Regions from separate parts of the Mus musculus genome. Here regions 2 and 3 are each linked to region 1. Evidence: chromatin loops called from intact Hi-C (ENCODE). Cell type or tissue: left cerebral cortex. All regions are shown on one strand. Links, peaks and the distances in the headings refer to the core of each region. The heading gives the core; the rest is flanking DNA. Region 1 has its middle 42 kb from the start of Gm30366. Region 2 has its middle 37 kb from the start of 9530068E07Rik. Region 3 overlaps Gm30366 (a long non-coding RNA gene).

Region 1 (10,703 bases), core at 1,493-9,492:
CCCCACGCCACCCCATGCCACCCCCTACCCAACATCCTATCTGTGAGTCTCCAACCTTATAACACACTCTCTAGATGCCTGGGTTCCAGGAGAATGACAGATACCATTCTAACTTCCCCAGGGAAGTTTCCAGACTTCAGGTTGCTAGGCTCTGGACATAGGAAGAATTCTGGTAGTGACACATTCCTATCTGTATAATGGGTAGACCTTAACTAAATGTGTCCCTCCTCCCCCACTTCTTGAGTGGCACATTTCTTCCCTAGAACTCCCTCCCTCCTCCTCTTCCCACCAGGTGTTAGTGTTTGGACTTGCTATCCTGGGACCTTGACCCACTTAGGATGGTGAAATGATGTCCTTATCTCTGGCCCTCTGTCTTGCTGCTCCTCCTGATCTGTGTTCCTCTCTTTCATTGGTGTTTGTTTCTAAGCTGAGCACTGGTGTTTGGCCGGCTTCCTTTGCTTCCTCGCCTGTGGATGCTGTCACTCGAGCTGCCCCAGGCTCCTGACACCTCAGCCTCACTGTCACACCCGGGGTGATAGACCACCCTCTGCAGTGACCCAAAGCAAACGCTTCCTTCCCTAAGTTGTTTTTGTCAGGAATTTTGCCCCAGCAATTTGAAAAGAACCTACTATGCTTCTCCCCAGACTCACTCAGCAGCTGGTTCCAGTAGGCAAGAGAAATCCATTTCTCACTATAGTCTGGCTTTCTTTCATTCACAGTGTAGAATCTGTTAATTCTTTGGTCCTAGGAGACATGAATTTCTATTGTGGGATGGCTCAGCAGGTAAGGGTGCTTGCCCCCCGAGCCTCCCCATCTAAGCTTGACTCTAGGACCCACAAGGCAGGAGAGAGCCGACTCCAGCAAGTTGTCCCCTGACTTCTATAACCCACCCTCACTACAGAAACCTAAGCCTTACAGATTTAATTTACTGAAAATTTTACATAGGATTTTCTCTTCTTCCTGATTCATACTTCATATGATCATAAAGATCCTGAAAGTTCTACTACAGAGAACTTTATTTAGTTTTGTTTCATGTTTTATTTAGTTTTATTTCACCATGGGAAGTAACCCCAGCCAGTTGTCTTCCTCTTAACTGGGTACCAGTCCCCACTCTGTGAAAGATGTATGGAGCGCTCTAGCACCGCACAGATATCCTCAAACTTTCGCTCGCTCTCGTCATAGCTCTTGTGGGATTCCAGGCTGAGTTGTGCACCATAAAATGTCCTGCTTCAAGTCGCCTTCTGGGAGCTCGGTCACTGGCCCACCACCCTCTCTGGCTGAGCAGGGTGTATTCCTGAGTCTTCCAAAGCAATGCTGGGCCACGGTCCATTTTCCAAATTAGACTGATGGATGCATCAACCTTCTCTACCTGCCAGTAACACAACGGGAAGTTTTTTAAGAGGCTCTGTGTTTACTGTCTGCTAATACCCATGGGACCATTAGCCAGTTGGCAGGCCTTGAGTATGCTACTTGTCTGCCAGCTTGCACTGGGCTGCCCACCCCCTCACTGAAAGCCAAGATCAATGCCCCTCTGGGGTTACAGGAGTGCAGGGGGATCGATGGGAGGAGCCAGGTGATCTAAAGAGGGAGTGAGAAACAGGGAGAGAGACAAAGCCTCCCCTCTCGCCTCCCACTCAAAGCTTCACTGTGGGCCACGCTGCCTGTCTGTTCTACCAATCGCCTGATAATGTAGATGGGCTTCCCCATTGAGCGTTGTGTTGTTTAATAAAGCAAAGACAATCGACTCTTCCCTGTGTTATAATAGCCTCTCCATGTGTTTACTTGAGAACAAATGCCGTTATAATTTCTTTGGGGGAATCAATATCTTCCCATGCATACGCACTGCCCAATTGCGGGTTCGGATTGTGAAAGGAGAGAAAGGGAAATTTATTGCCTTGTAAATGCTGGCAGAAGGTAGTAGGTTTACTGAGAGCTGTAATTAAAGTTTTGCTGATAATAAAAAATAGAGGCAATAAAGAATCACCCAGATTTTCCCAGCATTCAGCCCCAGAATGGCTGAGCCACTCAGGGCTCCAGATTCTTGATAATCGTCCATCAATTAATCTATTAAGATGACATTCTTAGCTCCCCCCCCCCCACAAAGGCTGCCAACTGCTGAGCCTTGATGTGTCCTCCATGTACCCCCAGGACCAGGCAGCCATACCATGGTAGCTTCAATACCAAAGACAGCAGGAAGGGCCAACTCTTATTTTACTGACTTAAGATGGCTCTCTGGGAGGCTGCCAAGCCACAAGTGTTCCACAGACCCTGGAAATAGAGATCCCATTGTGGAGGTAAGGAACTGGACTCCTAAAAAAGTCGCTTGTGCCTCTTTCTGCATGGGATCACCAACCTCCTAAACCTCCAGAAGGGACTAAGCACCTCCAACTAGGGAGTAAGTGATCAAATGCATGAGCAGGGATGGGGGTGGGGGGATGGGGTGGGTGGGGGAGTGGGGTTGGGGGAGTGGACATTCTCATTCAAATCACAACACCTGAGAAAGGAAGAACATGGGAGAGAGAAAGGAAAGAGGGCCTTCTAGTGCCCACAGGAAGCTAAGAAATGCAAACTGTGTCCTTGGATATAAAACTCCCTGCCACAACAAAGGGATCTCTCCCTGGCTACAGTCTCCAGGGCTTGGCACCAGGCAGCTGAATGAGATTAAGTGTTGTAAAGAAAGCCAGAAACCCTCTCCACCAGACCCACCACCTGTAAATGTATAGATTCCTAGGCTGTTCATTCAATGAGCATTGATTGAGCACCTACATCGTACTGCCAACATACAGCACCCAATACTTGTAGAAAGAGCAAGTCAAAAACTGACCTCCTTGTTGCCAGGAAGTGTTTATGAGAGTCAGCTCTTTCTAAAATTAATAGTGTGCCCTATACTAAGTGTCCCCTATATGCTAGAGATGAAAACCTTTTATGTGCATTAATTCATTCATTCTCATTTGGTCCTTAATACCTTGTGAATTAGACACAGTAGTCATCACTAACAGCTGAGGGCAGGATGGCTTACAGATGTCAATCACATATCTAAGATGGATATCATGTGGCCGGCATGACTCCAAAGCCCACATTCTTTCCCTTCCTTCCCTGTGCCCCAGGAGCTCCTCTCTTCCCAGAATGTTTTATCTGCTGAGAGGGAGCTAGAGGTGCGAAGAGATCATCCCTGAGTCTATGCCTAGAGACTAGAGAGAGACGGGGCTACATAGGATGCTGCGTGGGCCCTCGTGGAAACAGTGTAAGGAGCTGTTCATGTGGTCTACTCTGGTCTGGAGAAGTGGGCCTGGCTTGCACTACTGGCTGCCAGCCGTCCTGGATTCTTTCCCTGTTTGGTTTGTTATGGTGCTAAGAGATCGAATCTAGGGTCCTGTGCATGGCAGGCAACTATTCTATTTCTGAGCTACAAACATACGGCCTCAGCCCTCCCTCCTGTCCCACAATCTAGCCTCTAAATTATCCAGAGGACCGTCAGCTTGCTCGGATCTGTCCCCTTGACAGACAACACACTTTACTCAGAAAGCCAATGAAAACTCCATCATCCAAGGGCCTTGCACTTAGGGGCCCCTCCCATCCAGGTACCTTTTTCTCCAGGGCTCATCCAGCCAATGCCAGGTGCAACCATCCCTCTCCAAAGCTGGGAACCTTGGGTACAGAGTCATCTAAGCCCTGGATAAGACCAAGCACAGGTAAAGTACCTAGGCTGGCTTTTGCTGGGGTATAAGGATCCTCTACATATGTAGCCCCCCTCAGAGAAACAAAGTACCTGTAGGGATGTTCAATTTTCTGACATTGTGACACCATGTTGCCATCTACAAAGTTCACACTAGAGACACAACAAAGTTACAAAAAAAAAAAAAAAAAGCAAAAAAAAAAAAAAATCTCATAATGGGTCCAAGATAAAGCACTTGCTACACAAACATAAGAACCTGAGTTTGGATCCCAGAATTCATGTAAAAGACCAGGCAGGGTAGCATGATTTTTTAACACCAGCTCACAGAGGCCAGCGAGTCTCTGGGGCTCAATAGCCAACTTAGCCAGGATTGGAGAGAGATTCTACCTCCAAAATATTAAGGTAGAAAGCAATGCCAGAGGTCACTCTGATACACACACACACACACACACACACACACACACACACACCCCTAAGTTAATGGCTCTGTGTTGGCTGCATTCACAGCCATCCCTGGCACCTGCAGTCCAGGGGCTATGGGTTAGACACACCTGTGACAGAGCCCCAAGTCATCACCACACTATTTTAACGGTGGTTCCACAAGTTCTATCTTCAGATACCCCAGGACTCGCACTGGTCTTACCTCCCCTCTGTCCTAGGTGAACAAGGGCTCACGCTGACGCCTGCACAGGATTCGCCAACAGGGAGGGTGGCTTATGGGAGGGATTCCAAGCAAGTGCTACATACAGCTCTATGGCTTTTCCAGGAACCCCAGATGAGGGGTTTCAGGCTCAGGCTGCTGTGGGGACCCTGAGCTGCTGATTATTCAATAAAATTACCAGCAGGCCTTAAATCTATCCTCAGTTAACACAGTGTCTTTAATAATAAAAAGGATTTTGCACTGGGGATAAATACAGTGTCTCATTTTCTCACTCTCCTGGTCTCCTGTCACCAGGAGCTTATTAATACAGTTGCTAATATACGGGTCCCAATCAGCCACTAAAATGCTGCTGTTATTCCTGCTAATTCAACAATAAAACGTGGCTGTGCTAGACATAAAAAAGTGAGCTGTCATGTGACTCTCAGAGGCTCTATGGGGGATGTGCCACAAGGCCACAGGGAGCTGAGTCACCACAGCCACAAGGCAAATCACATCCTGACCATGGCCCCTGCAGTTCACAGCTGCCACACACCCAAATATCATATAAGCTGATAGCTATGACCCACACTGTAGTCAATGTCTAGTGCAAGTAACAAGCGACTGCAAAGCCAACAATTTGAAGTCGCCCATGTGAGCTATCTCACAGTTCTGTAGCTTCCTGGATTCTCTACTTCAGAACATTATAGACCACAGACACTGGAGGCCACAGACATTGGAGACCACAGACACTGGAGGCCACAGACACTGGAGACCACAGACACTGGAGACTATAAACACTGGAAGCCACAAACACTGGAGCACAGAAACTGGAGGTGTCTCATTGCTGTCACCAAATCTCTGACAAGAACCGCCTGAAAGAAAGAAAACTTCTTGATAGCTCAATGTTTGAAGGGATTCAGTTCACCTCATTAGCAAGACATGGTGGCATTCGTGGCCAGAAGCGTGTGTGTGTGTGTGTGTGTGTGTGTGTGTGTGTGTGTGTGTGTGTTCCACCTCCTAAGGGTCCCGCAATCTCCCCAATGGTACCACCTAAGGAGTTAGTCAAACACAGGCCCTCACTTCTGCCTTCAAGATGGAGATAGTAATGCCTGTTTAACATCAGACCCTCAATCTGAGGAAGACTAGTGTGGGAGTGTAGGACTTAGTAACAGACTTCAGCAAAACAGAAATGGACTCACAGCAGTAATGCTAAGCCTTGCAGGGGTGGGAGCGCATACCCACCTCAGGGCTCACACAAAAGGGTCTCCATTTCACTCGGAGCCTACTGATAGCGGGCTCCCCCTCCGAGCTACCCTAAGCCATCTGGGAAGGGCACTTTGCTGACAGTGTGACTCGAGGAACTGCAGGCAGATAAAATTAGTGCTGCCCACCCATCCCAAGCTGTCGGTGGAGCTATTCTGAGCTCCCCCGCCCCCACTCAGTTCCTCTTCACATCTTTTGCTCTGACTTTTCTGTGACGAATTCCAAAGCTGAGTCACTAGAAAGGTGGGTCCTGGTGGGTGTTCCCTTCTGGCCGCTTGCTCACTCGCTGGGTCCCAGAGACCCTGGAGAGAGTTGGGGAAGGGAACACCAAGAATCATAGGAGCGGGTGGGGACAGAGTATTCGCTGAGTATCCTGTGAATGGCACAGCTAATCTTAGCTACCCACTTTACAGATGTCACAGCGGAGCACAAAACGGGAGAGGAAGAGGAGGACATGGATAATGAGGATGAGAAGGAGAAAGTGTGTGTGTGTAGGAAGTGCTGCCCAGGGCCCAAGCTTCCTAGTAGCTGCTTCTCTTGTTAGGCCACTATCCCTCCAGATACCAGGTGAGCCTCTACCATCCCTGGCTCCTCCTTGGGACACTAACCGGGCACTAAGCTGGTCCAGCCTCCAGGGAGCGCCCTCTCCAGCCCCAGGATGCAGCTCCTTGAGAGGCTAGAAAACCTCCTATCTAGGATCCAAAGCCCTCCAGCCATAAGGCCAAGAAGCTTTGCCACTCTCAAGGATACCACAGAGCACTGAGTTAGTCTCCTCACACCCTGCCTGCCTTCTTGTTCCTGAAGAAGATGCCTCAGGCACTTGGCACCTCCCAGCCCCTTCCCCCATCCTCATACCCACACCCACACCCTCACCACAGCAGGAATATGTAGACTTCAAGTCCTGAAAAGAGCCTCGTCCATGTTCAACAAAGAAAAAGGAACCCCTGGGCCCTTGTACCCTACATAGGAGAATCTGATATCAAGGCCCATCTGCCCATGATCCCAGAGTGGGTGGGGGTTCAGTAAGAGAGGCCATTTGGGGAGCCTTGTCCCCACATCACCCTGGATATGGGTTCTTCGCTAACATTTCTTGGCTGTTGCAGTTAGTAAAATAATTCATTGCTTTCCCTCCCAGCAAGCAGCACCTCTCAGCCAAGCTCTCTGGGAGATATGACAGCCATTTTCCCCACTCCATGTTCTCCCTTAACTGGTCCAAGTGTCTGAGGACAAGAAACACGCTTTCTCCAGCTCCTGTCCCAAACTACCTCAACATGCCAGCTGGACTCTGGAGCCAGATGCCAGTCTTCTGAGATGCTCGGGTCTGGCCATGTCCCGACCCCACAACATTTCTTCTCAAAGTGCCAAGCCTGCATGAGACAAACCCGTGCCCCATGCAGGAGAAAGGTCCCCACCTGCTCGTTGTCCAGCAGTGTTCAAACTAGGCATCACCTCCTTTTGGAACCCCTCCCTTAACTGAAGCGGGTGTCCCTCTTCTCCAGACCAAAGCACTCTTTTCCTCCCTTTCCCTTGGCAGGGTTTGCCACGCCACCAAACTGGGGTGTGACCTGGCATCTGTGTATGACCAGGGAATCAGACACAGTTTGGGTCTATACGGTCTGGTTTACAGAATATTTGAGCTGCCTTCTTAAATCCACATGGCCCAGGGCACTCATACCCACAGACACAAACTCAGCCAACACCCTTCTGAGTCGCCACAGGAAAGACCCGCTGATGGAGCAAGCCTTTGAAGTTCAAAGAGAAGACTGGCAGGTCCCTCCAGCCTTACTGAGGACCAGGAGTGTAAACAGACCCTTGCAGGTACCATGTTTCCCCTCCCCCCTCCCCAAACACCCCAAGAAACTTATACAGCCTTCTCAGGGAAGAGAAGCCAGCAAAAAACAGCAACTGCCTCCCTGACAGACAGCCCCCCCCCCTCCGCCCCCGAGAGTTCTAATGGAATTAAAATAATCTCGCCACAGTGCCCCGACCCCAGATAGGCACCATCCATGAAGGCAGAGCTGCTAACTGCTGCTTTGAAGACTCTTTACCCAAGAGCTATTTGTCCTCTGTAAATGGGATTTTAGGTACACGGCTGAAAAAGGAAGGCGATGGCCTCCAACGCCTCAGTGTGTATTATACATTAGATAGATATTTAAAAATAAATAGCGATTAAAAGGAAGGCTATAAATGACGGGCGAGAACTCCAGACCCTCCGAGGCCTTCATGCAAATGTCTCACTACTCTCTCAGCTCCAGAAATCTGGGACAAACTGTAATCATTTCTCTGATTTTTAAAAAATGTACTGATCCAGCTGCTTTGGAAGAGCCGGGCTGTCTCAGATGAAGCCGGGGTGTGAGCTGGAATGAACATGATGGGGGGGGGGGGGGGGATCCCAGAGCCAGCCTAGTGAGAGGGCCAGTGCGCATGCTCACCAGTTCTCTTTCCAGCCTACACCTGTTGTCTGGAGTGCGGGAGATTAAACCTGGAGACACGCACTCTGCTGCCCGTAATGACTCATTTTCAACGTTAGCATTGGCTATTGGCAGCAGCGGCAGCAGCGAGGTCGTTGTCGCAGTCATCATCATCATCGTCATCATTGTCGTCATCACATCTTTGGACTTAGGGCTGGTTAGAGTGTTAGCTAGCCTTTTGTTCTAAGCCTTTAATCATCAACATAAAGATAACCCCATGGACCTTTTCTGTGCTACGTTTTCCAACCTGCCCTTTTGCAGAGAAACTGAAGTTACCACTTTAAAAGACCCGGGGCGGGGGTGGGGGTGGGGGGGCATGTGCAAACCTAAAATCCACACACTTTATTCAGATTTTTATTAGGTTTTTGCCTATTGTGTTCCTACAGGGGGTGGGTATGAGGAAGTCAGAGGACAACTTGTAGAAATCTGTTCTCAAACACAGGACAAAGAGCTAACGAAGGTGCTTATTAACATATCAAAGTGGACTCTGGTTGAAGGTTTCCCAAAATCCCTCAGTCCCCACCCCTTATATAGGATCCTTCTGGCTGGCATACCCAACTCCCTACCCTAACTTCTCAGCCCAGGGGCTGAGTTGAGTTTTCCCTTCCCACAGCTTCTCTGATTCCTATCTAACTCAGACATGTTGGTGACTTGGCCCTTTGACCTTTTATCACCTTTTGGCCTCTTGTCCACTGCTCCAGGTTTCTCTCTCCCTTTCTCCTCTCCCCATCCCCTCCCTCCTTCCTTCACATGTTCAGTCTGGACCCTTTCAGAGCCTCTGCCTCTGCTCTTTCTCATGTCTACAGTAAACCTGTACCGTACCTGGGAGCAGTCATGGCCTCCTTTTTACTATTTCTTTTTCTGTTTGTTTGGATTTTTTGTTTTGTTTTGTTTTGTTGTGTTTTATTGTGTTGTTTTTCAAGGCAGGGTTTCTCTGTATAGCCCTGGCTGTCCTGGAACTCACTCTGTAGACCAGGCTGGCCTTAAACTAAAAAAATCCACCTGCCTCTGCCTCCCAAGTGCTGGGGTTCCATCATGTGGATAGAGGGATCAAACCCAGGCTGTCAGGCTTGTCAGCAAGTGCTTTTGACCCACCCGGAGCTATGGCAACAGACCTAATTTTTAAAATGTGCTCCTTTTAGCAACCTCCCTGGGGCTACCCGAGGCTCTCAGCACTTGGCGTGTCTCCAAGTATGTCATGTAGCCATGAACCCACATTCACTCACCTCCCTACTTGCAGGCTCCCTGGCGGCAGGGACTTCACGCTCAACATTTAGCCTATAATATAAAGTGACTTCTTACCTGTGTTCACTGAACACTTGGCCCATGCTGAGAGCCTCAGGCACTACCTGGCTAGAACCTAGGAAAGGCAGCTAGCTCTCCTGTGACCACCATCCTACACAAGTGAGGCCAGGGCCAGCTGGGAAGACTCTGCAGTCCCTTTCTTTGCTGTGTAAGTATTGAGGCGTTCTACCCTTCACCCTCACTGACTGGCTCAAGGACACACTATTGCGATATAGCCATATAAGTGAGGCAGGGTGAACCACAGACTCTAGGACAGACTATTGTTATAGAAGGTTCAGGCTCGAGGTTCTGGGGGACACTGACGCAGGTTGTCCTTTTGGGTAGAAGATTTATTAGCATGGTTATTAATGCCATAGACAGACATGACCAGGGCTTGGGGCAACTCAGACCCATGAGGCAGAGTGGAAGGTCCCTCCTTAGGGTTCACAGAAGGAAGGAGATGTTTCATGTAGTCAGGCTATCTTTGATCCCCTGGCCTGAGTCAGGGGAAGGGGGGGGGGACTTCTTGCACTACCGGAAGGGGGTGTGTAAGTAAGAGAACATGGCGGGGAGAGAGAGGAAAGGGAATACCCCATTTAGTTGTACCCATTACAGAGGCTGCCACGGAATGCGCCCACAAGCCATCAACTGCCACCAAGGCTTCTATTTTTGACATCCAGAGGACAGGAAGCCTGCCTGGACACACACCTTGCTTCCTCAGCAGGAAGCAGAATAATGCACGTGGAGCTGGAACCTCCCCCTCATGGCTCTCATTTTATTAAATTTTAAACTTTAATAAAACAATTACACATTGCAAGTGCCAGCCCGGGCTCTCCATCCCTGCTACCCCTCCATTACAAATTTCCCAAGAAGCTTTGGACTTGCAGGACCATCTGTTTCCAAGGCTTTCTTGGGGTGTTGGCATCTGACACTCAGACCCCTGAGTGGAAGATGGAGAAGAGGAGGAACCAAGAGAGGATCAATGCTTCCTCAGATGGCACCCAGACTAGGCTAGGCGTGATCCGGGTAATTAACATGAGATTTCTGATCCTCTAAGACAGGACACTGACATTGTGAGCTCTGCCTGGGAAGACTCTGGCTGCTTGGAGAACCAGATCTAACAGTTGGGTTAAGGGCTAGGGACCCCCCCCCCAAGTTTCCTGGCCAAGTCCCTGGACTACAGAGAGTCAGAGCACTGAGGACACTTGAACCAATTCACCATTTAGCCACCTAGAAGAGAGAAAGTCTCAGTGAGGATCAGTATCCACGGAGGTAGCCTGTGAAAGAGTGTCTTAATCAAATTTATTGATGGGATAAGACCTCAGCCCACTGTGGTAGGCAGCATCATTCTCTAGGCAGGGGTCCTGAA
Region 2 (10,703 bases), core at 1,688-9,687, 100 kb after region 1:
TCTACCAAACTTCAGCTTTTGGTCCCAACCATTCTGTTGTTTGATTGTGAACGGTACTGGTAGGCACCCAACAGGCAGTGCCGTTCTGAATCGTAGAAGTTTTTAGGATTAAGTGAATCACCTGGGATGATGGTGTGGCCCCACTTCCTGTCTGTCCTTTCCTTACTGACTGTAGACACCGTGGGACCTCAGGCTCCTGCCCCGTGTCTTGCCACACGATGGACTCTACTTCCCCTGAAGTGTAAACCAGAATAACTGTAAACCCTTCCACCTGAGTCAGGTATTTGGTCACAGTAATGAGAAAAATTAATACATATTCATAACTTTCTAATATACCTTACCTTTTGCTCAATTGATTTTTATAAATTTTGACACTTTTTTTTTTCTTGGTGGGGATGGAGGAGTCAGAGGACAATTTGCAGAATTCAGTTCTCTCCTTCCACCATGTGGATCCCCAGGGAACGGACTCAGGTCACAGGCCTGGCTGCCAGCACCTTTACTCACTAAGCCACCTCATGGGCCCAGTCACTTCACCTTTGCGTGGTCACTGTCTTCCTTCTTCCACTAGGATGTGGATTCCCTGGGGATGGCCAGTTGGTTCACACCATTTCCCAGCACTTAGACCGTGCCTGTCAAAGTGCAGTCTCCAACCCACAGTGTTCACTTGTCACTTGCTGATGTGGCCATGCCAGGATCTAGTCTGCACCTGGGACACCACCTTCTATAAAGATGAAGAGGGAGTTCCAAAGCAAGTCTGCTCTGAACCACATGACATAGAGAGCCCCCATCTTCAGGATGGAAGCCATCTGGGTGTCCCTTCCCAGAATGGCCTTCTTTAGAATCTCCTGCCCACTGCCCACTGGTGCACAGCAGGGTCCTTGGGACACAGAGCTTCCCACTACCTTGGTCAGCTCAGACTGTCATACATAGCAAAGCACCAGACCAAGGGTTTCAACAAAAGCTTGATTTCTCACCGTCCTGTAAGCTGCAAGCCTAGGGTCACAGTGCCAACAAGGCAGCTCTTAAGAGGTTTTCCGGGCTTGCAGGAAGCCACATGCCATTTCCTCTCACCTTTGAGGGGGGGGGGGGGCTCTGGTTTCTCCTCTTAGAGAGCACTGTCCCTGGCCCGAGGGTACAATCCTCATGAGCTCAGCTAATCTTCCCACTATCGCCATGTAAAGAGGCCAGAAGTCAGCACTGGACTCTGCACGGCATTCAGTGTGCTGCAGCCTCCTGGAAACACCAGATGCAAAGGAGAGTACTTGATAACTGTATGACGTAGGAGATGGGCCACGAAGCGTTTACATTTATGCCACACTCAGGTTTTGGCCCTCTCTCTTGATGTCCTTTGCCGCCGGGCTCATCTATATTTCTGTTAGCCTGTCTATAGTCGCCAGCCAACAAGATCTCCCTGCCCCCCAAGAATATCACCATACAAACTCACAGACTAGGGAGGGCCGGCTCAGGTCTGGATATATGCTTGGCAACAAAGCACAGTGGTACAATGTTGATGCAGATGTTCTGTTACCCAAGGAGACCCACTTGGGCCATAAATCCCAGCTGGAAGATGCCCAAAGGCTGGAGGGGCCGTGTGTGGGGAGCCACAGAGCCACGTGAGTGGGTGCCAGGGCCAAGCAGATTGTCCCCCAGCGCCTGCTTACAAGGCAGCCCATGCAGATGAGCTCTTTATAGACATAGATTCTGCTTCCATACAAATGTCTGCGACTGTAGCAAATAAGGACTGGGAGACACAAAAGCCTACTCAGTTCTGTGGAAGGTGCCGCCTGGTGTTTGGAGGCGTCCCTGAGAGCTGTGTTAGCCACCTGTCAGGAGTGGTGAGGGAAGCAGACGGAGCTCTTTGGAGAAGCATCAAACAAGTGTGGGGTGAACCTGCAGGGAGAAGGTAAAGCAGTCAGGCCTTGGGAGCTGTGGGCGGGAACGTGGGCGGGAACCTAAAGATCTGCCGCTGCTCCAATGGGCTCCTGGAGAAGTTCCATGGCTACAGGAGTCAGCTCCCTCCTCAGCGTGCTCCCTCAGCACCTGTCGCCTAGGGAGCTGTGTTTTGTGGGTGGGTGGATTAGTTTGCTTATGATAGGGTCTCACTATGTAACCCTGACTAGCCTGGAACGCTCTATGCAGACCAGCCTGGCCTCAAACTCACTGCGATCCCGCCTGTCTCTACCTCCCGTGTGGGGCTGTATTAGTAATTTACTCATGGTTTCTGTTTGTAACAAGACACCTGGCAAAAGCAGCTTAAGGAAGGAAAGGTCTACTCTGTCTGAGTGCAGTTCCTGGAGAGAAGCACAGCAACAAGGATGGGAGGCAGCCAGTCACACTGTGCCCTCGTGAAGGAAACAGGGATGAACGCTGGAGCCCAGCTCAACCGGTTCTTTTTATTCAGATCATGATCCAAGCTCTGGAGAAGGTGCCAGTGACATTCAGGGTGTCTTCCCTCTTCGTCTAAACCTTTCTAGAAATACTCAGAGAAGAAGCCAAAAGAGTGTTTCCAAAGGTGATTCAAACTCCAGTCAGGCTGACAGTGATGATTAACAGTCCCAAACAGCCTTCCCAAAACCATGAAGAACCGGAGTCCAGACAGACTATGGCCGGAGCTCATGCTGTTACTCTCTGGTTTCCAACCAGGTCCTCCCCTCCTTAATATCATGGGCTGGGAATGGTGACCGACATGGGGCTTTTGCTGAAAGGAAGAAACCATGACATCCAAGTTATCCACTGTGGGAAGGTTAATACCAGGATAAAGAGGGGGAGGCTGGCTTTGAAGATCTTAAATTAAAAGACAATAAAGGACACAAGGAAGTCAGTGGAGATCAGTAAGATGGCTCAGCAGGTATGGGAGCTTGCCACCAAGACTAAAGATCTGAGTTCGATTCCCAAATGCACTGGATCGGAAAGAACCAACTCCGGCAAGGTGTTCTTGACCACCATATATGTACTGTGCCACGGATGTGTGTGCACACACACTCACAAACTCACACACACACTCGCACACACTCACAAATTCACACACACTCACTCACATACACTCACACACACTCACAAACTCTCTCTCACACACACAAATAAATATGCTAACAAAAAATTAAATAGTTTTGGATTTTTAAAAAGAGCCCGCTTCTGCAGCCTCTAACTCTCGATGATCCAGCCTCACTCTCCCAAATGCTGTGAGCCCCCACGTACGGCTGGATTATTTTTTCTTTCAAGTGAAAAAAAAGCTTCACTGTCTTCCTCCACACCGTCAGCCTGTGTCTCCTTAAAGCAACAACCTTTTTTTTTTTTTTCTGGCTTATTGATTTGATCAGTATTTTGTGCCTCTCACCCTGACCTAGGCATGTCTGGGGGGAGGGGCTATGTTGTGGATATAAGGGACAGAACTTCTGTCCTCCTGGAGCTTATGATCCAAAGACATTCTGAGCACACACACACAAGTAAACACATGGATGTCAACACCAAGGTCTCCACTCCAGAGAGGAGTGAGGGATGTTTGAATGACAGATGAGAAGAGGGAACACAACAGCTTTGAGTCATAGGCAGGTCACTTGCACTGTAGCTTGAGGAAGGACAAGGTCCCCATCAACTATGTCCTACACCAGAGGAGGCCATGCTGGTGACAGCTCCGGATCACCATGACCCAGCCCGGGATCACAAATAACGGAGGCTCGCTCCCCTTTGCCCACAGTTCGTGGCTTCAAATTCACTTCAGGAGGGAAGGAGAAAGCCAAGGGTGTGGGAACTGGGGATTCCCAGACTCAACAGCTCTCAGATTAATTTTGCTTTCTGATTAAAATAGAAATACAAGGACTAGCAGAGAGTGATATAGAGACCCTCGTACCAATCGATGGACTTGAAATTCCAGTAAAGATCTTTTTAAGGTAATTTAATGAAAGTCACTTTATATTCTCAGGTTTGGACATACAAAGACCCTCAAATTCCAGCTGAGCCCGGGGACCTATGCAAGCTACAGATATGAAGAACTGGAGGACCACCCAGCAAGACTGCCTGGGGTGCCTGCCTACTTAGAGTCAGGCATTCAATCGTTATTTTGCACTCTAAGTTTTGGGTAGAAAACTCTAACACTTCCTTCATCCCTGAGACCGCATCCCCATCCTCCAAGGATGGGAGTCTGGTGTCTCAGCTCGGGCCAAGCACCACTTACCCTGTATTAGTGCCCAGAAACTAGGAGGCTTTAATCAACTGGAATCTGGATGCTAAGTCCCAAGTCAAGATGCCAATAAAATCCCAGATGGAGTCCGTTGTCACTCACCACCCAGCTTCCAGTAAGGACCATCTTCCTCTGACACCTCGCTTCCAATATGGCCAGCCATCCTCCCCTGCCACCTAGCTACTGGTACAACCAGCAACCCTCAGCTCAGACACTCCTGCATTAGCTACTATTCTCATTGCTGTAACCAAATAAACACCTACCAAGAAACAACCTATGGGAGGAAGGGTTTATTTTAGCCCACAGTCTTTCATGGGCGTAGTAGTAATAATCTCTTCCATCAGGAGGCAAGGAGTAAACAAGAATTGAGTCCAGTTTATAAAACGCCAAGGTCCACCCCCAGTGACTCTCTTCCTCCACCTGCTGAAGGTTCCACAACCTTTCAGGACAGCACCACCAACTGGGGACCAAGTATTTAAACATATGGGGGACATTTCACATTCAAACTACAACTCCCAGCTACCCCCATTTGCCATGACCTTCCCATGACGTGGTCACTGATGCAGGTTGACCCTCATCCAGCCCCACTTTGTTTTAATGAACTGCAGTAGCCAAGACCCTATCTCTAACAAGGTCACAGTCTAAAGCATTAGGAATTGGGCCTTTCTCTTTCACAGTGACATCACCAACTCACAGCACCTCTTACCCTGAGACGCTTCTCAGCATTGCAGTTCACTCTGCCCCTCCTTCATCGATCTCTCAGCTTTAGCAGGAGGGAGAACATCTGGAAAGATGGACAGAAACTTCACCAGCTGCTGGAACTGCCAAGAGCCAAATTACTGTGGTGACAGGATTTGACCCTCCCACATGCCAGACTCCTCATGGCATCTCTGCTCCTCTGGGAGACAATGAGAACTATGCTGGCTAGACACAAGCTAGAGCCATCAAAGAGGGAGCCTCAGTTGAGAAAATGCCTTCGTAAGATTTCCACATAGGTAAGCCTGTAGGGCATTTTCTTAATTAGTGATTTGATGGAAGGGGCCAGCCCCTTGTGGGTGGGGCCATCCCTGGGCTGGATGTTCCCGGTTCTGTAAGAAAGCAGGCTGAGCAAGCCATGGGGAGCAAGCCAGTTAGCAGTACACACACCCCCATGGCCTCTCCATCAGCTCCTGCCTCTAGGTCCCTGCCCTATTTGAGTTCCTGCCTGATGTCCTTTGATGATGACCAGTGATGTGGAAGTGTAAGCCAAATAAACCCTTTCTTCCCCAAGATTTGTTTTCTTTTCATTTCTTTTTTTTTTTTTTTTTTTTTTTTTTTTTTTTTTTTGGGCATGGTGATGGTGTTTCACTACATAATAGAAACCCTAACTGGGACAAGAACCCTCCAAAGTAGACCACATGACACAGGCTCTTTTCTGGGGCTACTCGAGCAAGGCCTGCGGCTCAAAACGTTCCGATGCTACAGCAATCTCTTGCCAGGAGAAACATTCCAGTGGCTTAAAGCCCAGCTGTGAGTCACAGCAAGCCCCTCCTCCAGAAGATGCTCTGTCCCTGGTTCCAATGACATTTTGAATTTCTCTTCTCACCACTGCAGATGTAGCAGGTGGAGGTGGACAGGAGCTAAACACACGCAGAGGAAGTGTTAGGTGCAACAGTCCTGAATTGGAAGCGTTCAGAACACCCACCCAAAAGATGGCGTGTATGAAGAAGTCCAAAAAGAAAGAGTGAGCTATGGGAACAAAGCCCCACCCTCCCACCCAAGACATAGAGTCAGCCCACTCCAGATGGCCTTGTTTATCTCACACTGTGCTGGGCTGTTTGTTTATTTTGTTTCTAAGTTCCAGCATTGACATTTGTAGACTCCAAAATCTTAAGCAATTAATTAGCCTCTGTGTGTTCGCCCCTGTTCCATCCATGGGCAGGAATGGTGTCACCTGACAGGGGCTGTGAGCAGATTTGGATGAGAGCTATAGGTAATGTGTTCAGCATCCCACTGAATGGGAGGGAACTGTAGAACTGTAGATAGGTGTCTGACTCTAGCTTTGGGTGACTGGGTCAAGAGAATGTGGGCTTTAAAACCCCAGAACACACATTTTAAAAGCCAGGTACACAGCACACAGTTACAATCCAAGCCCTTGGGGAGGTGGAGGCAGGAGGCTTTCAGGCTTGAGGGGCAGCCAGACTAACTTGTCAGTATGCTTCAGAATGATCATAGATGACCATAGCATCCATGTGCACACACTCACGCACATAGTGTATACAGAGACAGACAGACAGACAGACACAAAGATACACAGGGACAGAGAGACAGAGAGACATGTGTATAAAGATTGATATACACAGATATTTTCTGCAACATTACTCCTAACAGGGAAGAAAACTGGAAAAAACCCAAACGACCTAAAGTAGAGAAATGGTTACATACAAACAGATTGAAGCAGTGGAATGTTCCGTGGCCGTGACAGAAAAGGCAATCGGCGAGACATCTACGGCGGATACAGTCAGCTCTCTCATTGGTTTTGCATTTGGAGATTTCGACCAACAGAAGGTAGAAAATATCCAGGAAGAAGTAAGTGCAACTGGTATTGATCAGGTGTGGAAGTTTTCTGGTCATTGTTTCCTAACCAATATTACCCGGGTGCCCCGTGCAGGGATGGGCTGAGGGGCTGGAGGACCTGCACAGCACCAGTGAGCTGACACACCCAGCAAGTGCAGGTGTGTGCAACTAGGCTGGAGCCAGAGAACCCAGAAACCGTTCAGGGCTGTGTCCTTGAGAGAGGCTGGCACAGTGTGCCTTTCTACTGCTGTCCTGGGCACCGTGAGCAAAGCAACTGGAGGAGAAAAGGGTTCTGTTTAGCTTAGCTTATACGTTCAGTCCATTATCTAAGAAAGCCAGGGCAGGAACTCAAGGCAGGAACCTGGAGGCAGGAACTGGACAGAGACCATGGAGGGATGCTGCTTACTGGCTTGCTCCCCCTGAGGCTTGCTCAGCCTGCTTTCTTAGCACAACCCAGGGGAGGCAAAATGGACTGGACCCTCCGACATTAATCACTCATCGAGAAAATGCCTCACAGACATGCCCTCTGGCCAATCTGATGAAGACAAATCTTCAATTAAGGATCCTTCTCCCCGGGTAGTTTGTGTTCAGTTGACATAAACCGACCAGCACAAAGCCCCTCTCAGTGGGACCTTTGGCCAAGAGGCCTGGACCACTGCCACTTTGTTAAGCCTCTTAGAACAAAGGCTTGCCACAGATGGGACTATAAATCCCACCCATGCTTTCAATGCTAGCACTTAACAAATTGCTGCTTTTAACATTAAACCACCCCTCCCACTTGGAATCAGGCCCACAGTCTGCACTCAGAGAGGTGATTGTCAGCATGGTGCTCACGCCAGAGGGCTCCCTGCCAGTGGCTGCCAGGCCGAGCTGTGTCGAGCCCTGTGTCTCAAGGGTTCTTCTAAGAGAGACCTGTCCCCAAGACCAAGGTGTCTCTCTCTTCCTCCTTCCGTTCCCTTCCTTCTCCCTGCCTGCTCTCCCTCCTCCTATCTCCCACCCTAATCTCCTCCTTTTTTCTCCTTCTCACCCAGCCCTGGGCTCCCACACACAGGCATCCTAGCCCTGGAAGCCTATGGCACTCTTAGTGACCCCAGGTAGACACACCCGTCCCCTCGGGCTCGGTAGCGTGTCCCCTGGGAGCCAATGTTCTAGCACTCTGGTTGCGACCTGAATTGCGTAGTTATTACTTTAACGCAAAACCTGGACTCCTTAAGAAAGGCTCAGGGATGCTCAGGCAAATGCATCCCTTTCCAGGGATGTATCTCCTGACACCAGTTAGGGCCTCCAGCATCCCTCCTAGAACCTGAAAGGACCACACTGCCCTTAAGTGGGGAGGTCTCACCCCTCCACTATAGTAACCTGGGACTATCTTCTGATGCCTGCAGCCCACTTGGGCAGCTGATGAGATGAAAGTGTGGCACTGCCACCGTCCTTCTGCCTTCCTACTCCTGCCTGGGAAAGACCAGAGCTCCAAGCATCGCAGCTCTGACCTCAGTGCACCATGGCACAGTCTCTCAGCTGGCTTCTCTCTGCCTTCGGCTGGATCCAGTTGCCAGATGTTTCTAGAAGGTGGGAAAGGGTTGCAGTTGTAGGATGTGTGTTTCTGGTTCTAGGAAAGGGTATGCTTTGTTAGATTTTCTTCCCTCACTCGTTGCACACCTACTGTGTGCCAAGCTGTGTTCCGTGCTGGGGACACGGGACAGCAATCTCTGGGGAGCTTATAAAGATGTGGGACATTAGACTCACTGAATTCCTATGGAGCTATACTGACTTCAGAACCAGAGATACTAGAGTGAAATGGAGGGTTGGCAGTGCATGGTGGGATCCTAAGCTCCTCCCAGGAGAGCAGCTAAGTCCCATCTGCAGAGATGAAGTTGGGACTTGAAGGATGGAAAGAGGAGCCAGTGAAAGGAGACAGGGGTTATTCTAGGTGGGCAAAGGATGCCACTGGGTTCACCAAAGAAAGCTTCTTTGTGACTGGGGATGTAGTTCAGTTGGTAAAGTGACTGCCCAGCATGCAGGAAGCCCTGAGTCCAATCCCAAGTACCACATAAACTGGGTGTGGTGGCATAGTGCTTAAAAGGTAGAGACTGGAGGAGGTAGAGACAGGAAGATCAGGAGTACAAGGACATCTTCTACACAGGGAGTTCCAGGTCAGCCTGGACTACAGGAGCTTCTGCATCAAAAAAGAAGAAAGAACAAGGAGGAGGAGGAAGAGGAGGAAGAGGAAGAGGAGGAGGAGGAGGAGGAGGAGGAGGGAGAGGAGGAGATGGTGGTGGTAATGATGATTACAATTACTGTGACCACAGTTTCAGAAGAAGGTTGCTGAGACCAGAGTGTGGAAACAGTGAAAAGGAAACAGGCAGGACTCAGGCTCCCAGGACTGAGGTGTGCCCACTTCTTGGGGCTCAGTCAGTGGTGGGGAACCTGTGTGCAGGAGCACAGGTCTGACCCTAGATGCTGGTTCCCCGAGACCCCCCCCCCACACACACACAGCAGTCATGCCCTCCCTCTTCAGTGACCTCTAAGAAGCCAGTCAGGACAAGGAGCCAGGGAGTCACAGTGAGGGCTGGGAGCTCAGTATGGCTGAAGGGGCTCTCAGTGACAAAGGGACATCCTCTCCCCATGCCTGGCACCTGCCAGCCACGCTGTCACACCCACACTGTCACACCCGGCACGATACACCTTGCCTCTGGGTGTTTCTGCTCCGGGGTGTGTGTGTGTGTGTGTGTGTGTGTGTGTGTGCTGTGTTTAAGGTGGTTTTCACCCGGGGTTATTTATAAAACACTGCTTCTCACCCATAGACTGTGGAGGAGCTGAGCGGGCAGAATTCCCTGCAATCACAGCTGCTGGAGGGTGGAGCTTGGTTGAGGTCAGACAGAGGCAGTGGGATGACCAAAGTGGGCATGCTTGGGACACATGCGCTGTCCTGACCACAGCCCCCTGGGAGCCAGGGGACATCGTTCTCTCTGGGCTCTGCTCTGGCTGCCGGTCCCTCCCATCCTCCCTGAACTCAGCTGCCCCCAATCACCTCTGTTCCCAGCCCTCTGGTCCTCATGTTTTCCTGTCTCCATCTGGCTGAAGTCTCAGACCCACAACCCAACTAGACGGCCTCCCCTCTCTCTCATACTCATGTCCAAAAGCCGTGACTCTTATCCAATGCTGGGATCCCCACGGCTATAAGGAAGAGCACATTTAAAGTCCAGTGGATGCTCACAGTCAACTATTGGATGGATCACAGGGCCCCCAATGGAGGAGCTAGAGAAAGTATCCAAGGAGCTAAAGAGATCTGCAACCCTATCAGTGGAACAACATTATGAACTAACCAGTACCCCAGAGCTCTTGACTCTAGCTGCATATGTATCAAAAGATGGCCTAGTCGGCCATCACTGGAAAGAGAGGCCCATTGGTCAGGCAAACTTTATATGCCCCAGTACAGGGGAACGCCAGGGCCAAAAAATGGGAATGGGTGGGTAGGGGAGTGGGGGGGGGAGGGGGTGGGGGACTTTTGGGATAGCATTGGAAATGCAATTGAGGAAAATACATAATTAAAAAAATTTAAAAAATAAATATATAAAGTCCAGCATAAGTCAGAGCTTTAGAGTGTGGTCGCGCTTACAGCACGGCATACCTCAAAACCCTCAAGAAGGCAGTTTGTATCTTTGATCACAATTAGAAATCAAATTAGAAACAAACAGACAGACAAACAGCTGGAGAGATGGCCTAGTGGTTAAGAGCACTGTTTGCTCTTCCAGAGGACCTGGGTTCAGTTTCCAGCACCCAGAGGAAGACTCGCAACTGTCTGTAACTCCAACCCCAGGGCATCCAAACCTTCCTCTGGCCTCCACAGGAACTGTGTGAACATGGAGAACAGACACGTATGCAGGTAAAACACCATAGAATGAAAATCAAGGTTAAAAAATGTTAAAGGGAGTGGGGCATGCCTTTAATCCCAGCCCTTGGGAGG
Region 3 (10,703 bases), core at 1,450-9,449, 64 kb before region 1:
GCTGGGGGGCACTTAGATGACAGCAGTGGATCTTATGAGATGACTAAGATTATGAGATTGAGACCATCAGACCTCTATAAACACCAGGAATCACATAAACTTATAGACTGAGTTGGTGAAATCACAGGTGCAGGGGGTATACCAGATGTCCCAGAAAACTGTAACAAATGCCCTAAGCACAGACAGGAGAGCTTCACCAGATAAAAATGGAGGGAGACCAGGCTTAGCACAGGACAACCAAGAGGTCTATCTGCATGCAGTTGGAGAGCCTGAGCCTACCTCCCCTTCCACTCAGTGGGGAAAGCAGCAATGGCTACTGTCCACCTAATGTTACCTCAGCCCTGCTCAGAGACAACAGGACTTGTCCTGACTAGTCAGACCAGAAGGCTCTATGAGCTGTGAGTGCCTGTTCCCTTCCTCTCTGTTCTCTGAAGCCTCTGAAAGACTTCATAGGACTTGGTTCTTAGCCGTCAGCCACGGTACCCTGTTTTACACTGTCCCTAACTCAGCATAGCCACCGTCCCTCAGCCTTCTTTTTGTCTCACACTCAAAGCCTTTTACCAACCTGGGTCAAGGTAGGGCCTTTTCTGTGGGTAAGTTCAGTAGCTGTTCAGCCCCAAAAACGCCAGAAAGAAAGAGTCCACAAAAAACTGGTTCCATACAGCAAAGGGCAGAGTAATATCCACTGGGGGGTAGGAAGAGGAGCAACTGCTTACTTTTCTTATTGCTGTGACACAAAACCAGACAGAGGCAACTGAAGGAGGAAAGGTTTTATTCTAGCTCATGGCTCGGGGCACATAGTCCGTCATGGCGGGAAAGGATAGCATCAGGGCCGTGAGGTAGCTAGGTAGTAATATCAACAGTTGGGAAGCAGAGAGCTCAGGCTAGAACCAGCGTGGCCTAGCATCCGGAAAGCCCACCTCTTGACCTTATATCTGCCATCTAGGTCACATGTCTAAAGTTTCCCACAACTCCCCCAAAACACCAGCACGGCCTGGGGACCAACAGTACACACATATGAGCCTGTGGGGGAAGTGTCACAGTCAAATTGTAACACACATAGAGGCTGGGGGTGGGGAGCTTGAAGTTCTGGGGTGGGGGAGTTGGGGAGGTGCAGAAGACAGATACCAAAATGTAATTACCACAGGAGGGATAAGTTCAAGGCCCTTTGTCATAACTTATCATAGAGTTTATTAAATCCTAGCAGAGAAGAGGTTGAAACTTCAATGCAAAGAAGTCATCCCTACAAAGAAGACACCAATTGCTCTCCTGGATCTTTACACGTTATAGACATACTAAATCATCCTACCGAGTCTTCTATGCACAATTACCACATATCGTTTTTGTTTTGTTTTTAGTGGAAAAGATATAATACAACATTAAGTGTTAAGCAATACTGAGTTCTCCCTGATTGAATGGAATTTGGGCAAAAGACCCTGGAGGGGTCAGAAGCCAGCACTGAATTCAGGACTCAAGATCTGACACTACAATGGGGAAGTCAGAAAGCAAAAGAATTTTACCAAGTGATGGAGAAAGGAGACTGCCTCAAAGTAGTGCAAAGGTAAAGTGGGGTCAAGAGTTACCAGAGTTCCTGCTCAACAAGAGGGGCCCCAAGAGTGGGTTGTCACTTTCCTGGCTCTTGCTTAGGAGTTTAAAAGGAGACTGTGAGGAGGGGAGGGGGATTGTAGGGGGGCTAACGTGAGCTGCCAGCCAGCTTCTGTGGTTTTCCAAGGATGTCTTTGGCTGTTGTGGAGAAGTGAAAGCCCTCAGGGTCAGGACCCTACCCTGACTTCTTGATGGAGTACAATTTCTCACTGCAGTAGGATACGTGTCTGTGATCTGTGATCTGTGATCTGTGTGTGTGTGTGTGTGTGTGTGTGTGATCTGATCTGTGATCTGTGTGTAAGTGTGTGTGGGCACTCATGTGTGTGCCCGTGTGCCTGTGTGTTGGAAGGGGAATTGGAGTGGAGGGACAGGCACTCAGCACTGATAGCTATCCCACCTCTTAGGCTGGAGAGCTCCCTCCATTGACTCTGAAACCTCACTACCCCAGTTACTACCTTCTGGAGGATGGAAGGATGTGGTACAGGTCCCCATGAGGCTGAGTGGGGGATTCAGCTCACCCAGAGGACCCCTGAGACAGCACAGTGATCCCTGTCACATTGAGTTTCTTCTGCCTCAGTTCATCACAGATAGGAACACATGCATACATACATACATACATACATACATACATACATACATACATACAAATGCATGCACAGATATTCATCCACCCAGCCTTCCCACCTCCCAGCCCAGCAGGCTACAATTACATCAATTCGGAAACTGCAGACAAGTCATTGGGGTTTACTCGCTACCTTCTAATTAGCATTACACACTGATTATCTGAGGCTATTGATATTAGCTTTAATCAGTAATTACAAAGCTCACATAAAATATTTAATAACTATTCATAATACAAGAAATTTGATTAAGGACAGGACAGAACATTTTCCTTGAATTTTCATAGTGGTCTCTGAAAAGCTCAGCTGGGTTCATCCCAAACAGGAGTAAACACAGCCAAAACCATGACCCACCAATGCAGCGGGAAATGGCTGATTCGGATGCACGCAGCCCTGTGCTGGAAAAGGCTCAGTATCAGCTAGGGGAAATGGGCTAAGGGGTGGGCCATTCCGAAGGAGAAATGTGAGTGCCAACAAACTTAAAGGGAAATTTTGAGTTTCACTGGTAGTTGAGCAACATTCATTTAAATTTGACACCCAGTATATTCAGCACATTGACTGACAGTTCACCCTGGTACGTCTGCTGCTATTGATTAAAATGGGTCCCAGGCCACCACCGCCTCCTCATCTGCCCCTTTCTTCCCTCATGGAAAATGCAGCCCTTGCCAGCAGTCACCTCCCACCCAGCCTTCTGCAATCACGGGGCAGGAAGCAAGAAGCGGCTTTGATTCTTTTTCTTTCTGGTTTGATCTGGTTTGGTTGGAGACAATGTCCAGCCATGTAATCCAGTCTGGCCTTGAACTCACCACCCTCCCACCTCAGTTGCCTGAGTGATAGGATTGCTGGCACACACCACTGTGCCCCCTAATTTTCAATGTTACCTCCAGCTACACCAAATGGCCAGAAGTAGCCCACAGAGCCACCATTGATCTCTACCTCTTCAGCCCCCTGTGAGAGACCAGGGACAAGCATATGGGCTAGCTCTGAGATCTTAGATAAGAAGATACCCCAGTGGAGCACTCTGCCAAGTGAACTGTGACACAGCCATAGTATACACAACCCAAAACGTGGAATAGCAGAGAGCAGCAGCTGTGTCAAACACAACAGCAGACAGGTAGCAGCGAGCGACCCACACGCCTCAGGCCTTGTTTCACAAGGGCAGATTTCCTGAAGGCTTCCTTTGCCCAATCATGAAGACAATCAAAGGGGCCACAGCAAAGGTGAATTGAGCCCTGATCTTTCTCTATGGGAAAAAGGGGGGGCAAGGAGCTCTTTCCATTCTCTTCCTCTGCTGGGAGAGTCCAATCAGGCACCTCCCCTACTGACTCCCTGAAGCACAGCCTTTAATCATGGCTTTTCAATGTCATTCACTAGACCCCTACCACAAACATCACACCCAAAACATTAGGAGGTTTTAAGTATAGCCAAACTCTTGAAAACACAAAGGAGTGTTTTCAGCTACAAAGTTTACACTCAAGAACTAAGCAATTGCACTGGGGGGTGGAGGGGGGGAAATCTTAGAATGTTAAGTTTACAATTTTATGTTAGGCAGCATTCCTGCGTATCGGAGCCAATGCATGGGCACGGTTTGGACATGCCCAGTAAATTCTGAGAAGTGATTTAGAAACGTCTAGAATGCTATAGTTTGAACCTTAGTTCTCTATTCTGTAACCAGATTGCTTGTGTTCAAGCACTCCTCCCCCCTGCGCTAGCTCTGTGACCTCGTGCACACTGTGTAGCATGCCAGATGATGCTCAACTCTGTTATCTTTGGAGAGTAGATTCAGGGGCAGGGTTGGTGCACTCAGAGCCCAGGGATTTGCACCATGAGCCACTCTGCCTAAATGCCAGCTATTGCCTTGAGTAGGCATGTCAGGGATGCAACAGTAAAGGATTAAACGTAGGTGAGGAGGGCATGCCCTGGTGAGAAATGGGCTTTAGCATTTGAAAAGGTGACTTGCTTGTATTTATGACTAACCTGTCCACCTACTGAGTTTATTTTAGGGATGCATGCGTGAACAGAAGAGTGGGGGCAGGAACACCAAGTCCTTGCTCCTAAACTCCAACCTATAAAAGGCCAGGTGGGACTGAAGGCTCCAGGCCCACATCTCTACCCAGGTGAGAACGTGGAATGCTTTGAAGCATGCTAGTCAGAGAACACACTTCTGCACACAGCGTGAGATGGCTTCCCTACTCCGAGTATAGGAAACTCCTCCCAAGTCACACAACAGAACGGGGATATTATCTCGCCAAACCCCACGCCTGCAACTTTCACGCAGCAGACGCTTTTGTTCCCTCAGCCTGGCAGAATTGAGTAAGACCCATCCGAAGCGGTGACTCTGGGGGAGGAAAGACAGACGTTCCGGAGGAAGAGGGCTAGAGGGGACCATCACAACCCTATCCGCGAGGAACATATTCTCACTGCAGAAGGGACAGACCTGCCCCTTGCATCCACCACCTGCTCCGCCTCCCCCTGTAAAACTTTCAGCTCCAGTGACACAGGCAATCTCAGAATCCATGCCGGGCTCTCCCACTGAGGGCATGCTGCCGGGACTGTGTGTCCTGCAGTGACTGGTACTCCTTTCTGTCTCTTTCTGTGGCTGTCTGTAGCGGTGCCACTGTGGGAACCAAGGCTGAAAGCCAAGAGAGCAGGTCCTGAAAAAGTGCCAGATAAGCCAAGGGGTGATGTGCCACAGGGAAAGAGAGCTTAGGAATGCTTGTTAAGATACACTTCCTTAGCCACCCCCAAAAGGTTCAGAGGTGTTACCAATGTGCCCAGCTCATGCTTATAGCGAGGAGGGGCAAGGCCCTCCCCACCCCCACCCCCACCCCCACCCCCACACACCTCCCAGTAATACAACAGTAATACACCACCGGGACCAGGACAAGACTGTGATGATTAATGCTGATTGTCAACTTGGCAGGGTCTAGAATCACCTACGAGACAAACCTCTCAGCACACCTGTAAGAAGCTGTCTGATGAGGTTAGTCTCTGGGCATGCCTAGGAACATTATCTTGATTAGGTTAATTGAGATGGGAGACTTGGGCTTAGGTCTTGACTACATAAAAAGAAAAAACTGAGCAGACATGCCTTCTTGCGGTAAGGGACCGTACCTTGAATTACCAGCCAAAATAAACCCTTTCGTCATCAAGTTGCCCTTTGTAAGGGCATTTGATCACAGCAAGGGAATAACAACAACAGCAACAACAACAACTAAGGCAAAGGCATGGTCATAGGGCCGTAAGAGGATGGTAGAATCGTGGTGGGCAGAAGGGGCAGATAGTGTAGCTTGGGCCAAGGCTAGGATCAGCTGTGATCATAGAAGCCTAGTGGAGAAAGGCAGCATGGACAGTTTATCCAAAAGGTCACAATGACACACGCCTTCTCTCACAGGCCCATGGTCACTGGCAGCCTCAAGGTCAGGTAGATCTGCCAGGACCAGCAGAAGTGCACCGGAGTCAGACTCCACTGCTGCTATGGAGGACACAGGGCAAACATGACACTTCGGGTGGTTCCTGAGAACCCTGGGGTCGTCATCAACCTCTGACCCTCTTCCCACACTGTTCAGACATGCATCTTTCTACCCTAGGTCACAGGAGCCAGAGAAGCAACCACCACCTAGATCTCCAGCAGGTCACACACACTCCCGGAGCCTCCAGATCCTTCTTTACTCAAACCAGCCCAGTCCCAGTTTCCTACACTACCCAGGAGACCCTTTTCAGGTGTCACAGCAAAAGCAGGCCATCATGTACTTTCCAGCATCCCTAGGGCAAGGCCTGCATCTGGGCCAGCCCACTCCTCCTGACATACGGAGCAAGCAAGAGATGTTTTCTATTTTAATGGCCTCAGTTAAATGTTTCATGGGCAAAGACTGAGGCCAGATCACTTTATAACAATTCTTCTGGTTCCTGCATAATTGATGTCCCTTATGCACTTTTCATGATCTAATTTATCTACCTCCTAAAATATTATGTAAAGCCCGAGTCCCATCGGTAATGATCTATGTCCGATTATAAAGTCCACCAAAGGATTTGCTACCCAAGCTGTGTTTGGGGACATAAACTAAGCTGTGCTCTGTGGAAGCAAGACAGGTTCCAGGCAGGGATGGAAGTCTAGGGCAGAGGCTGAGAAAACCTAGCCTTAAGTTTAGAAAATGAACTAAGGACAGACAGCAAGGGGGACTGACCACCTAGAGGAAGAAAGAGGGAGATGAGGGGAGTAGAGACTTGCAAAGCTCAGCTATGGAGCACCATTTGGCCCCATCAGGTGGTGACAAAGACAATGGTGAAAGGTTAGCAGCTGCCACATAGAGAGATGAAGGGCCAGGCACTAAGCTAGCAGTTCCCAGGCACTATCCTGTGAAGTCTCCACCCAAGAGCTAGGGACTTCTGGAATGCTCCCATTTTACAGGTAAGAAAACTAAGGCTTGAGAAGGTACATTCTTTGCTCAAGTTCCCAGAATTAGGAAACAGAAGTGGTGAAGTTCAAATTCATGCAGTGAGGTACAGAGCCCAGGGTCCTGTTCCTTGGCAAGGCCCAGTGCTCTGGCACCAGCCATTGCCCAACCGTGATGAACTCTCTCTCTCTCCAGGGACCCAGCCACACAGCACTAATCACAGCTCTGTGGCTTCTCCAAGCTCAGCCATCCCTGAGCCAAGACCAAATCAAGATGGATGCTCTCTCCCTCAGCAAATACAACCCCCTCAGTCAATCTCTTGGCACTGGAAGCAGGCTCATTGTTCTTGTGTGGAATTCCACAGATGCTTATAAACACTTCCATTACTTCTGAAGTTTTATTTATGGTTTTTGTTAAACCTTTACTCTGAAGTTTGCCATTTTAAACACTCCCTGACTGAAAGAGATTTATATGGGTCTCTCACACTGAAGCCACCTGAAATGGACAGAGCCGAAATCAATTTATAGGGCTTCAAGAGCGGTTGACGATTCATTTTTATTGAGAGAGGGTTTCTCTCAGGAAGGGGAGAGAAAACATTACCGCCTCCAGAACACATCCACTCCTTTAACAGTCTGACTGTTGCTAGGTACCGTCTCTGTCTCCCCGTCAATACAAGCACTATGAAACTGTATCAAAGCATGCTGTTTGCCAGACTAGAGATGAAAATAAAGGTTTCAGACCCCGCAGAAGAGGTCCTGGCTTCTCGGGGTGCTCAGGAGAAATGAGCGCTACAACTGAACCTGTTGATTCAAAGGGAATCAGGAACCAGCAATGACAAGAGTTGGGAGCCTCACAAATCCTTTGAGTATCCTAAAGCCCCCAGCCGAAGGGAGCAACAACTCACATATTTTCAGGCCTGTCAAATAAATTAGGAACTCTCTTCCTTTGAAGATCAATGGTATAGAGATGACTTTGAACTCTTAATATCAGGCATTAGCAACATAATGTTGGGTTTTATTAAGAATGAAAGGAATTTACCAATTTTCTCCCAGCGATCCTCTCTGGACTCTGCACGGAAGCTAATCACTAGATAATTGTTCAATGGCTCTTCTGGTCCATTCAAATCTATTGAATTGTTTAGAGAGGGAAAGGCAGAAGTCCCCTTGAGGGACCAATTACCAAAATGCAGGGACCTGCAACTTGGCAGAACACATTTTTAGAAAAAAAAAAAAAAAAAAAAAAAAAAAAAAAAAAAAAAAAAAAGCAGCTGTTAAGAAGACTGGTACCACAGCTAGCCAGAGCTGTCAGAACAATATAGCACAGGCTGCGTGCCTTAAATCTAAGACATGTCTTTTCTCATACTTCGGCAAGGTTATAGTTCAAGATTAAGGTACTACCTGATGTCCCTCTCTCCCAAACTCACCCTTGTAATACACACAGGCATGGTGTGTATGTCTCTGTGTGTGTCTGTGTGTGTGTGTCTGTGTGTGTGTGTCTGTGCGTGTGTGTGTGTGTGTGTGTGTGTGTGTATCTGTGTCTGTGTCTCTGTGTGTGTGTGTGTGCTGGTGGGAGGGGTCCTGGGGTATCTTTTCATAAAAGCATGCCTCTTATCAGATCATGGCCACACCTTTTAGATGTCTGCACTAGTTACTTTGGCAAGTCTGAGAACATTTCAAAACTTGAACTTGTTTATTTGGGCTCATGGTGGGGAAAATGGAGCTGACTAGATTGCTCCTCATCATGGCAACTAGAAAGCAGAGAAGGGAGAAAGGGGGAAGGAGTGGGGATAAGACAGTCCTGGAACCCACCTCAGGGACCTCCTTCCCCCGGAGAGATCCTGCTCCTTACAGTTCACCACATCCTATCGTCCATCAAGGGATTCATCCACGCATTGGGTCAGGACCCCAGTATCCAATGACCTCAGGAAATACCCTCATAACACACGCCAAGGAATGTTCTAATGATATCCTGAGGATTTTTTAATGTGCTGTGTGTGTGTGTGTTTTACATGGAGGTATGGCACCTGGAAGCACATGGTGTACATATACGTGCTTGTGCAAAAGAGTTTACCCATGCAAGGGAGGCCAATGTCAAACCACTTCTTTTATAACCCTCTACTTTTTTTTTTTTTTGTAAAAGTAAATTTTATTCACCATATGTCATTGTCATCTCTGAGGCTTACTGCCGCATAAGCTCACCCTTTCTAGCTCTTTCTGAGCTCTGGCTGGCTGGGTTAACTCAGCCGTTCTGCCTCAAACTCCTCTCCAGGATGACTGATTCAAACTGGATTCTCTTGGCTTCTCACTGAAATGTTCTGCTTGGACACAAACTAATTCTGGCAATTTCTTCTAATCTTCTGGCTCCTTCTCCTTCTCTGGCTCTTTCTGTCTTTACCTGCAATCTGTTTCTGTAAAACTATCCAGGTAGAACTGCCTCTGGGGACCTGCATGGAACTGCATAAAGGAAGCACTCTAAACTGCACAGAACTGACTAAACTCCACTGCACTGCACTCATCTGACGAAACTGAGCCAAACTCAACTCCACACAGCTGAATTGCCTTCATTCTTCCTGTGCTGCTCTTAAATAGCTTTTCTCCTGAGAGTTGGGCAGACCCTACCTCACAGACCTAAAAGGTCTTTGGTTGTTTTCAGAGCACCTATGTTGCTGGATTAATATTCATCCACATTTTTTTTTGAGACTTTAACTGAAGCTGAGGTTTGCTATGTCACTTAGACTGTTCGGCCAGCAAGTCACAGGTATCCACTGGGGTCAGCTTACACTTCCACATTGCTGTTCATCACCAAAGGAAGTCAGGACTGGAACTCAAGCAGATCAGGAAGCAGGAGCTGATGCAGAGGCCATGGAGGGATGTTCCTTACTGGTTTGCTTCCTCTGACTTGTTCAGCCTGCTTTCTTTTAGAATCAGGACTACCAACTCAGGGATGGCACCACCCATAATGGGCTCTTCGCTCCTTGATCACTAATTGAGAAAATGCCTTACAGTTGGATCTCATGGAGGCATTTCCTCACCTGAAGCTCCTTTCTCTGTGATAACTCCAGCTTGTGTCAAGTTGACACACAAAACCAGCCAGGACAGATGTCTCATCTCATCTTCTGGTACTGGCATCACTTAGAGGCAGACAGCCTCTAAATTTACAGCCCTAGCATGGACCTTTCTCTAGAATTCCTTTCAAAGAAAGCTACCTACCCTCCTTGTGTCAAAGGGGAGCTAAGCCTCATTGTGCTTGCTGACTAGCGGGGGTGGGGGTGGGGTGGGGGGTGGCAGCAGCAGTGGTGGTGGTTTGGGTTTTGTTTTGTTGCTATTGTTTTGGTTTGGTTGTTTTTGGTTGTTGTTGCATTTTTTGTTTTGTTTTATTTTGTATGTTTGTCAATTTAGCACAAGCCAGATTTATTTGGAAAGAGTGAGTCTCAATTTCTCCATGAGATTGTCCTGTGAGCAAGTCTGTGGGGAATTTTCTTACTTTATGATTGAGAGAGGACTACCCAGCCCACTGTAGGCAGTGCCACCCTGGGCTGGTGATCCTGGGTTACATAAGAAAGCAGGCTGAGCAAGCCATGAGGAGCAGGCCAGTAAGCAGCACCTTTCATGGCGTCTGCATCAGTTCCTGCCTCCAGGTTCTTGCCTTGAGCACCTACCCTGACTTCCCTGAAATAAATCCTTTCCTCCCCTGGTTGCTTTTGGTAATCATGCTTATTAAAGCAATAGAAAGCTAACTAGGACAGTCACCAAGGCTAAAGCAGCTCTTAGCAACCCCATCTCATTACACAGCTACAGCCTTTCGATCCTGGCACCTGAGGCCAAACCCACAGAGTCACCTCACATTCTCCTCTCTCTTGACCCATGTGGTCATTAAGAAACCTTCCTAGGGGCTAGGGAGATGGCTTAGTCCATCAAGTATTTGCCTTTGAAACACAAGAACCAGAGCCCACACTAAAAGTCAAACCAAACCAAAAGGAAGATGTGGTGACTCCGGCTTATAATCCCAGAGCTGGGAGGCAGAGCCCTTTGAGATCACTGGCCAACCAGATCAGCCTACATGGCAAGTTCCAGGCCAGTGA

The links. A loop is a pair of places that touch in the nucleus more often than their neighbours do. Peaks named below come from ENCODE experiments on the same cell type or tissue, not always from the same donor. Only the 100,000 strongest peaks of a DNase experiment are listed, where the experiment ranks them.
Region 2: it touches region 1 in a loop (12-fold over the local background); 3 of 42 quality-filtered maps call a loop at or near these places.
Region 3: it touches region 1 in a loop (5-fold over the local background); 4 of 42 quality-filtered maps call a loop at or near these places.

What each region holds. Positions count from the first base shown.
Region 1 is chr11:52,532,122-52,542,824 of GRCm38, reverse strand. No RefSeq gene overlaps it. Among named protein-coding and RNA genes, the nearest start is that of Gm30366, 42 kb to the left of the region's middle. In left cerebral cortex, for the core only: no CTCF peak of the experiment used is centred there; DNase peaks (open chromatin) are centred at 5,197, 5,811, 6,436, 8,030 and 2 more places; H3K27ac peaks cover 2,841 bases.
Region 2 is chr11:52,428,562-52,439,264 of GRCm38, reverse strand. No RefSeq gene overlaps it. Among named protein-coding and RNA genes, the nearest start is that of 9530068E07Rik, 37 kb to the right of the region's middle. In left cerebral cortex, for the core only: a CTCF peak has its summit at 1,780; DNase peaks (open chromatin) are centred at 5,740, 6,114, 7,485, 9,521 and 3 more places; H3K27ac peaks cover 475 bases.
Region 3 is chr11:52,596,284-52,606,986 of GRCm38, reverse strand. All of the region lies in intron 1 of Gm30366 (a long non-coding RNA gene), which reads right to left. Among named protein-coding and RNA genes, the nearest start is that of Gm30366, 22 kb to the right of the region's middle. In left cerebral cortex, for the core only: no CTCF peak of the experiment used is centred there; a DNase peak (open chromatin) is centred at 4,563.